2 separate regions of the Homo sapiens genome follow, and region 1 is linked to region 2. Evidence: read pairs that join two places in POLR2A ChIA-PET (ENCODE). Cell type or tissue: PC-9. All regions are shown on one strand.

Evidence for each region. Peaks named below come from ENCODE experiments on the same cell type or tissue, not always from the same donor. Only the 100,000 strongest peaks of a DNase experiment are listed, where the experiment ranks them.
Region 1: POLR2A ChIA-PET joins it to region 2 with 12 read pairs; 2 of 35 experiments call an interaction of 5 or more read pairs at or near these places.

The regions. Positions count from the first base shown.
Region 1 is chr10:72,501,210-72,505,209 of GRCh38, reverse strand. All of the region lies in intron 6 of MICU1 (mitochondrial calcium uptake 1), which reads left to right. Among named protein-coding and RNA genes, the nearest start is that of MICU1, 120 kb to the left of the region's middle. In PC-9, no CTCF peak of the experiment used is centred here; no DNase peak of the experiment used is centred here.
Region 2 is chr10:73,042,416-73,046,415 of GRCh38, reverse strand. It overlaps P4HA1 (prolyl 4-hydroxylase subunit alpha 1), which reads left to right. Exons shown (of 15, transcript NM_001017962.3): 9 at 1,365-1,435. Among named protein-coding and RNA genes, the nearest start is that of P4HA1, 52 kb to the left of the region's middle. In PC-9, no CTCF peak of the experiment used is centred here; a DNase peak (open chromatin) is centred at 1,835; H3K4me3 peaks cover 719 bases; H3K27ac peaks cover 3,290 bases.

The DNA.
Region 1 (4,000 bases), 540 kb after region 2:
GTCAGGAGTTCAAGATCAGCCTGGCCAACATGGTGAAACCCCATCTCTACTAAAAAAAAAATACAAAAATTAGCCAGGTGTGGTGGTGGGTGCCTGTAATCCCAGCTACTCAGGAGGCTAAGGCAGGAGAATCACTTGAACCCGGGAGGTGGAGGTTGCAGTGAGCCGAGATCACACTCCACTGCACTCCAGCCTGAGAGACAGTGCAAAACTCCATCTCGAAAATAATAATAATAATAATAATAATGATAATAATAGCCATTCTGACCGGTGTGAGATGGCATCTCATTGTAGCTTTGATTTGCATTTCTCTGATGATTAGTGATACTGAGCATTTTTTCATGTTTGTTGGCTGCTTATGTGTCTTCTTTTGAGAAGGATCTATCCATGTCCTTTGCCCACTTTTAATGAGGTTATTTGCTTTTTTGCTTGTTGAGTTATTTAAGCTCCTTATAGATTCTGGATGTTAGACCATTGTCAGATGCATAGTTTGTGAATATTTTCCCCCATTCTGTAGTTTGTCTGTTTACTTTGTTGATGGTTTCTTTTGCTTTGCAGAGACTCTTTAGTTTAATTAGGTCTCACTTGTCAATTTTTGCCTTTGTTGAAATTGCTTTTGGGGAATAACTCATAAATTTCGCCCCAAAGTTGATGTCTAGAATGGTATTTCCTAGGTTTTCTTCTAGGATTTTTATAGTTTGAGGTCCTACATTTCAATCTTTAATCCATCTTGAGTTAATTTTTGTATATGATGCAAGGTAAGGGTCCAGTTTCATTCTTCTGCATATGGCTAGCTAGTTATCTCTGCACCATTTATTAAATAGGGAGTCCTTTCTCCATTGTTTATTTTTGTCAGCTTAGTTGAAAATAAGATGGTTGTAAGTGTACAGCTTTATTTCCGGGTTTTCTGTTCTATTCCATTGGTCTATGTGTCTGTTTTTGTACCAGGACCATGCTGTTTTGGTTACTGTAGCTTTATAGTATAGTTTGTAATGTGATACCTCTGGGTTTCCTCTTTTCGCTTAGGATTGCTTTGGCTATTCAGGCTCTTTTTTGATTCCATATGAACTTTAGAATAGTTTTTTTCTGATTTTGTGAAAAATGACATTGGTAATTTATTAGTAATAGCATTGAATCTGTAGATTCCTTTGGGCAGTATGGTCATTTTAACAATATTAATTCTGCCAACCCATGAGTATGGCATGTTTTTCCATTTGGTTGTATCATTTCTGATTTCTTTCAGCAGTGTTTTGTGGTTCTCCTTGTAGAGATCTTTCACCTTCTTGGTCACGTATATTCCTAGGGTGTATGTGTGTGTGTGTGTGTGTGTGTGTGTGTGTGTGTCTATTGTAAATGGAATTGAGTTCTTGATTTGGCTCTCAGCTTGAAAGTTATTGGTGTGTAAAAATGCTACTGATTTTTGTACATTGATTTTGTATCCTGAAACTTCAGTAAAGTCATTTTTCAGGTCTAGGAGCCTTTTGGCAGAGTATTTTGGGTTTTCTAGGTATAGAATCATATTGTCAGTGAAGAGATAATGTGGCTTCTTATTTCCCTATTTGGATGCCTTTTATTTTTTTCTCTTGCCTGATATTACTACTGGTTTTAAACATTTGATTATAACATGCCTTTAGGATTTCTCACTCTTAGCACTGTTGATATTTTGGGCAGGATAATTCATTATTGTGAGGGCTGTCCAGTTCACTTTAGGATATTTAGCAACATTCCTGACCTCTGCTTGCTAGATGCCAGCAGCACAGCCTACACCCTCCCCCAGCTATGACAAGCAAAACTGTCTCCAGATATTGCTAAATGTCGTCTATGTGCTGGGGGTGGGGAAGAATCATCCCTGTCTGAGAACCACTTGTTTATTTTTGGCACATGTTCTTTTTAATTATGATGTGCCTTGATGCAGTTTTCTTCATGTTTCTTGTCTTTGGGTTCATTGAGCTTTTTAGACCTGTGCCTTTATATGTTTCTTCAAATACTTTTTCTATGATCTCCCTTCCTCTCCCGCTGAGACTCCAGTGACATATTTTCCTCAAATCAACCCTATAAGTTTATACTATTGTTACTTTCATTTTACAAATGAGGAAATTGAGGCATACAGAGGGTTAAAGAACCTGTCCCTAGACCCACAGTGAGTAAGGAGACAGTTTAGGATTCGAACCCAGGCCAACCCCAGCATCTGGGCTCCTGTCACTTGACATTACTGCTGTGGTCACATATTCAGCAGTGTTAAGCTGTAACTTCAGTGCTGCTTCTTTGTCTAAGGCTGAACTACGGAAAGGCTGGTCATAAACTCTCCTATAGATAGTGGGCAGTTCAAGCATCCTTGCAATCTGAGTTTTGCACACTGCATTGTCTACTTTATCTATTATAACAAGATGGGGAGAAATATGAGAAATGACATTGAGATCAGTTCTTTCCCATGTTCAGATTGCCGCTAGGATGACAGGAAATGAGGCACTCAGTGACTCTCCTTTCTTGTGGGTAACAAGGGATCATTACAGTCTAAATACACTAAATGGTTCCCAAGTCATCTGCGAGAGGGCACCCAATACCCTAGGGAAAATCTTTGCCAGGGAGTGGCTTGGGAATAGGGAAAGTACATTAGCATATGCATTCATCTGTTACTCTGATGGATAGCAGGGCCACAGAAAACCAGCTAGAACAGTGCAAAGGGCATCAGCCAGATGCTGTGGGACCGCCATATTTCTGAGGAGCTGTTTTCATTCAAAGTTAACGGAATAAGGCTGGGCGCGGTGGCTCACACCTGTAATCTCGGCACTTTGGGAGGCTGAGGTGGGTGGATAACTTGAGGTCAGGAGTTCGAGACCAGCCTGGCCAACATGGCGAAACCCCATCTCCACTAAAAAATACAAAAATTAGCCGGGCATGGTGGTACATACCTGTAGTCCCAGCTACTCAGGAGGCTGAGGCAGGAAAATTGCTTAAACCTGGGAAGCAGAGGTTGCAGTGAGCTGAGGTTGCGCCACTGCACTCCAGCCTGGAAGACAGAGCGAGACTGACTCAAAAAAAAAAAAAAAACAAAAAAAAAAACAGCAAAACAAAGTTAATGAACTCACAGGTGTTCAAGAAATCGCCATCATTTTGAAGAATATGAACACTGTGCTCTAATGGATTGAAACTTGAATCCTCAAAGTAGCTTATGAACTACTATGTGGTCTAAAATAAAAGTCAACAACTACATATAGGAAATCATGTGGGTTTTTTTCTTGACTTAAAAATAAAATTAAGAAAGCTGTTTTTCTAAAGAAAGCATGTTATGCAATATAATTTCTTCCATTAGAGTTAATTCTTCTTATTTAAACTTTTTGGAAGTTTGGTTTTTCTAAATAAGAGTTTCTAGGACACGTATCCAGAATAACAATCAATCTGGCAGAAATATCTCGTGCTTACAATAAGCAGTGGCATGAATTTCTTACTCTTCTCTGTATGTGATTCGGGTAATGGGCCTTCCTTGGCCAACCTACACGTTTAAACACCTTTTATTCCATTTCACTCATACAACACACATCTCCTAAACCTCTTTCTTTATTTTTTCTCCTTGGCACATATCACTATTTAACATTTCATATAATTTATTTTTTATACTGTTATTGTCCATTTTCCAATCTAGAATATAAGCTGCATGACTGATTATAAATTTGTAATGATATTCACTACAGACATATCTATATTAAGCATGGTGGCAAGGTAACAGAGCAAGAATATAACATATGTTGTTTTTTTCATTTTATTAAAAAAAAAAAACCTTTAGCAAACTTAAGACTCTACTTTGCTGTTGATATCCTAAATTTAGAATAGTCCTTGTAGCTGTTGATGTCTTCAGTCTGTACCCAGTACCAGTGAAATGAGGAAAATGTGTATTTTAATTAATCTATTCCCAAACAAGCTTGGTTTCTTATAATTCAGAATTCATATATTTGTATCCCCTCTTTACTCCTAACTCATACATTCTATTGCTTTAAACCTT
Region 2 (4,000 bases):
AAGAATCTAACGTAAACCCAATCTATAAGCTTAGTGTTGAGCATAAAAACTCTTTAGTGAGAATGTGGAAAAGACTACCCTTTATGCTCTTGCCTTTTCCCCCATCAGCTTGTTCTTAAAACATATTTGGTCTTCTTGATAGTAAAATACAAGCTGCCATCACTTTCATAAAGAGATTGTTGAATAAATTCTAGGCATGCTTTGCTGTCTTACACAGGAGTTGGCAGATTTTTTCCATAAAGGTCAATATTAGATATTTTTTAGGCTTTGGAGGCCATATGATCTCTGTCATGACTATTTAGTTCTGCCATTATAGTGCAAAAGCAGCCAAAGAAAATATGTAAATGAAAGAGTGTGGCTATATTACAGTAAAATTTTATTTCCAGTGGCAGGTAGCAGGCTGAATTTGGTCTGTGGCCATAGTTTGTTGACCCTTATTATATCAAAGGTTTGAATTATCTGGATATCTATACTACAAAATGAAGTTAGAATTTCTTTTAGAGTTTTTCTGCTTCTCCAAATTGGTGGTTTTTTTTTTTTTTGGCCAAAGATTACATTATAAATGCAAAAGACTGGTCTAACATTAATATATATTATTGGTGCCATCCAAGGTAATTAATTCATTTCAACTTGGAGATCAAGTTATATTCTGGAGATTCCTCAATTTGGATTGTTTTTGATCAATAAATTTAATGGCAATAAAATTTCATGCTCTCACAACCTCAGAATCATCGTTCCATTAAAAAAAATTGAAATTATTATCTAGGCGGTCACCTCTTTCTTGCTGTTTTTAACATTTATGAGCTCTTTTCCTCTGCCTTTGTTCTCAGTCCAAGATTATTTCACTGTATATGTTAATGAGAGTGGCTATCTTGAAGGGACAAAAGATTGACCTTAAAATGAATTTTAAACATTAACCTGTGCAAACAGTTCCATCACTAAAAAAAATTAAAGTCAAAGGTTTTGGAATGGATCATTAATTGCAAATAGGCATTCTTCTTTTTTTCCCCTTCTCTCCCCACCCCCAGATGGCTATTTTAACTGTAAATTAGACTTCAAATTTTAGATATGTCTCTTTTTCTTACTGTCATGTCCTTTCACCATTGAAAGAAATTTAATTTCCAATCTCTTTTGTTTGTATGTCCTCCATCTATGCAAAACAAAAAATTGAAGAAAAAAAAAAAACCCCAAAAACCTAAAAAACTAACTGGCTTTCAAGGCTCAGCACAAGGTGACTGGAAGTGTATGGAGTTATTTTCTCTTTTTAGCCTCCTTTGTAAAAACCCTGGAATTCTGACTGGTTGGGTAAATGTGATTCAGTTTTTTGTTTTGTAATGCAACTATTTTGATGGTTGGCTTCACAGCTGAGGCGAGCCACCATTTCAAACCCAATAACAGGAGACTTGGAGACGGTACATTACAGAATTAGCAAAAGGTAAGAGATGTGTATGCTGCATATTTTGCCCTCTAATGAGTGTTTTATACATCTTACAGGAATTATTCATTTAAGGAAAGTGGGTCATTTTCAGTCACCAGCTCAAGTCACCACCCTGTATATAAACAGGATAACGCATGGATAAACTGCTTTGTGTTTCACAGGTCTTTCTCCTTCACTAGAAGTTCTGTTTTTAACCTTTAATTGGTATGTTATTTTTAGGGAATTAATATGCTTTTTATCTTTCTTCAGATCAGGTGTCAAATATCCAGGAAGTGGCCTGATACTTGTTTTCTTTTTCCCTTTTGTTGCCAAAGGGGGAAATAAAGCAGCAGCCTCCTGAATCTGGGAGTAGTAGTCTTCACCTATGCAGTTTTCTCATATTCATAAATGCTGCGGTGATTCATATCCTCCTTCATGGTGATTACGTTGGCATTTGTTCATACATCTTGTAAAATAACATTGTCATTATGTAGTAATCTGTATTCCTCCTGTTTGAGTTTTTTATTTAAAAAAATTCGCTGACTCAAAAGTTGGCAGTAGGAAGAACAGAGTTACGCTTCTGAGCTCTGTCTTCCAAAAATTAGTTGTAAACTTAGTTGCCTTTTACTTTGCCAGAGAGATTTAAAAACAGTTTTATCTCAGTGAGAGGTTTGAAAAATGAATTTAAGGAGTCTACTATTTTTTTTCAAAATATTTAAATAACTTCTAGATCTGAGAAAGTTTCTGTGAAACCCAGTGCTATAAATCATTTACATACAGCTTCAAATGATTTTTTGTTTAAAAAAAGTGAAAGGACAATAAATCTACAACAAAAATCTGTCAACTCATTTTCTCTTGATTTGGAAGTGGCTGTTCTTACTGCCACTTTTCTAAATGTTTTTGTGGATTCGAGACCATTACCCACCATCCAGACCAATCTGAACCCTTCCAATCACCTGTGGCTTGGCAAAACAAAACAAACAAAAAGCCCAAAATTGCCTGCTACTGGAGTAAGTCCTTGTCCTTTCTCTTTTTTTGTAGCTGAGCCGAGCTACAGTACATGACCCTGAGACTGGAAAATTGACCACAGCACAGTACAGAGTATCTAAGAGGTAAGGGAGTAATGGAGAGAACTTTAGTCATATTTGGACCATTTCTTTCTTGGGAATCTAATTTTCTGAAAACTCATGATATAGTTTCTAAGACCTAGGTGGTTAGGCATAGATGTTTGATAATATCTGTGCTGGAGTTTTCATGACGGACTAATAAACATGGTTATGGGGCAGTTAATAGGGGTTTTCCAAAGTAACATTAACTTACATAATGTCTGTTGAGGCTCCCCAAACTTTGATAAGTGAAATGTGTTCTCATATTGAACTAAGAGAAGTTCCCAAATTCCCTTCATTAAACAAGGCCTCTTTTGGACTCTGCAGTAAAGCAGGGGTTTAAAAATCTCAGGGTCACCTAGTAGCTGCAGGTATTGCGTAAGTAAGTGCCTTTATAACAAAGCCTTTGCAAGTTCCTTGCTTTTAACAGTGTTTAAAGATAATCTTATTAGGTTATTAGTTGATTGATCACTAAAATGTTTTTTAAAAAGAGCTCACTGTGTAACTTAGAGCTCACAGAATTGGGTGACAGTATTACAATAGAACTCCTTTTCCATCTACTTGTGAAGGTTTCTCGGCTCTCATGAAAATAGAAATATCTTTGTGCTGAATTTTTATTCTAACAAGTAGAATATTTATCCACAGACACAATAACTAATGAAATATAACAAACATAAGCCCCATCCATCTCATTAGGAACATCTTAATACATTTTCACTTGTTTATACTTGATAATGATTGTTTAGTCATGTTATTTAGATTAACAAATGTGAATAATAATTATAGTAACAATCCAGAAGATACTATCTTTAACACAGCCTTTTTATAGGTCTTTAACACAGGCTTTTTGTTTTAGGAAATTCATATTTTTGTTAATTGTATAAATATTTTTAATATAGATAAGTATAATGTGATAAATAAAAGATTTTCAGGCATAAAAATGTGTCACTGTAGGACAAGGTTTCTTAACCTTATCAATAGCACTATTGACATTTTGAGTCAGATAATTCTTGTTCTTGGGGGCTATCTTCAGCTTTGTAGGATGTTTAATAGCATCTGTGGTTCACTGGATGCCAGTAGCACCCTTCCTTAAGTTGTGACAATCAAAAATGTCTCCAGACATTGTCAAATGTCCCCTGATAGGTAAAATCCCCACCACTACCTCTAGTGACTCCACCCCTGTTGAGAATTAACTGTTCTAGGATAAGAATGGAATGAAACTATAACATCAAGAAAAAAAAAAAAGATGTAAAATGTCCAAGTATTAAAAAATATTTTGTTCACATATTTTAAGTGGATGATGGTGGATATCAAATCATTATGGTATTTAGATTCCAGTGGATACATTTAAAGTAATCATTTTTTAGAAATTACCAACGTTTTCAATATGACAATTCAATCATTCGAAACTAAATTATGAAAAAATTTAGTTGTCAACTAAAAAATTTATGCAAAGGCAAACATAGATTTTAACAGG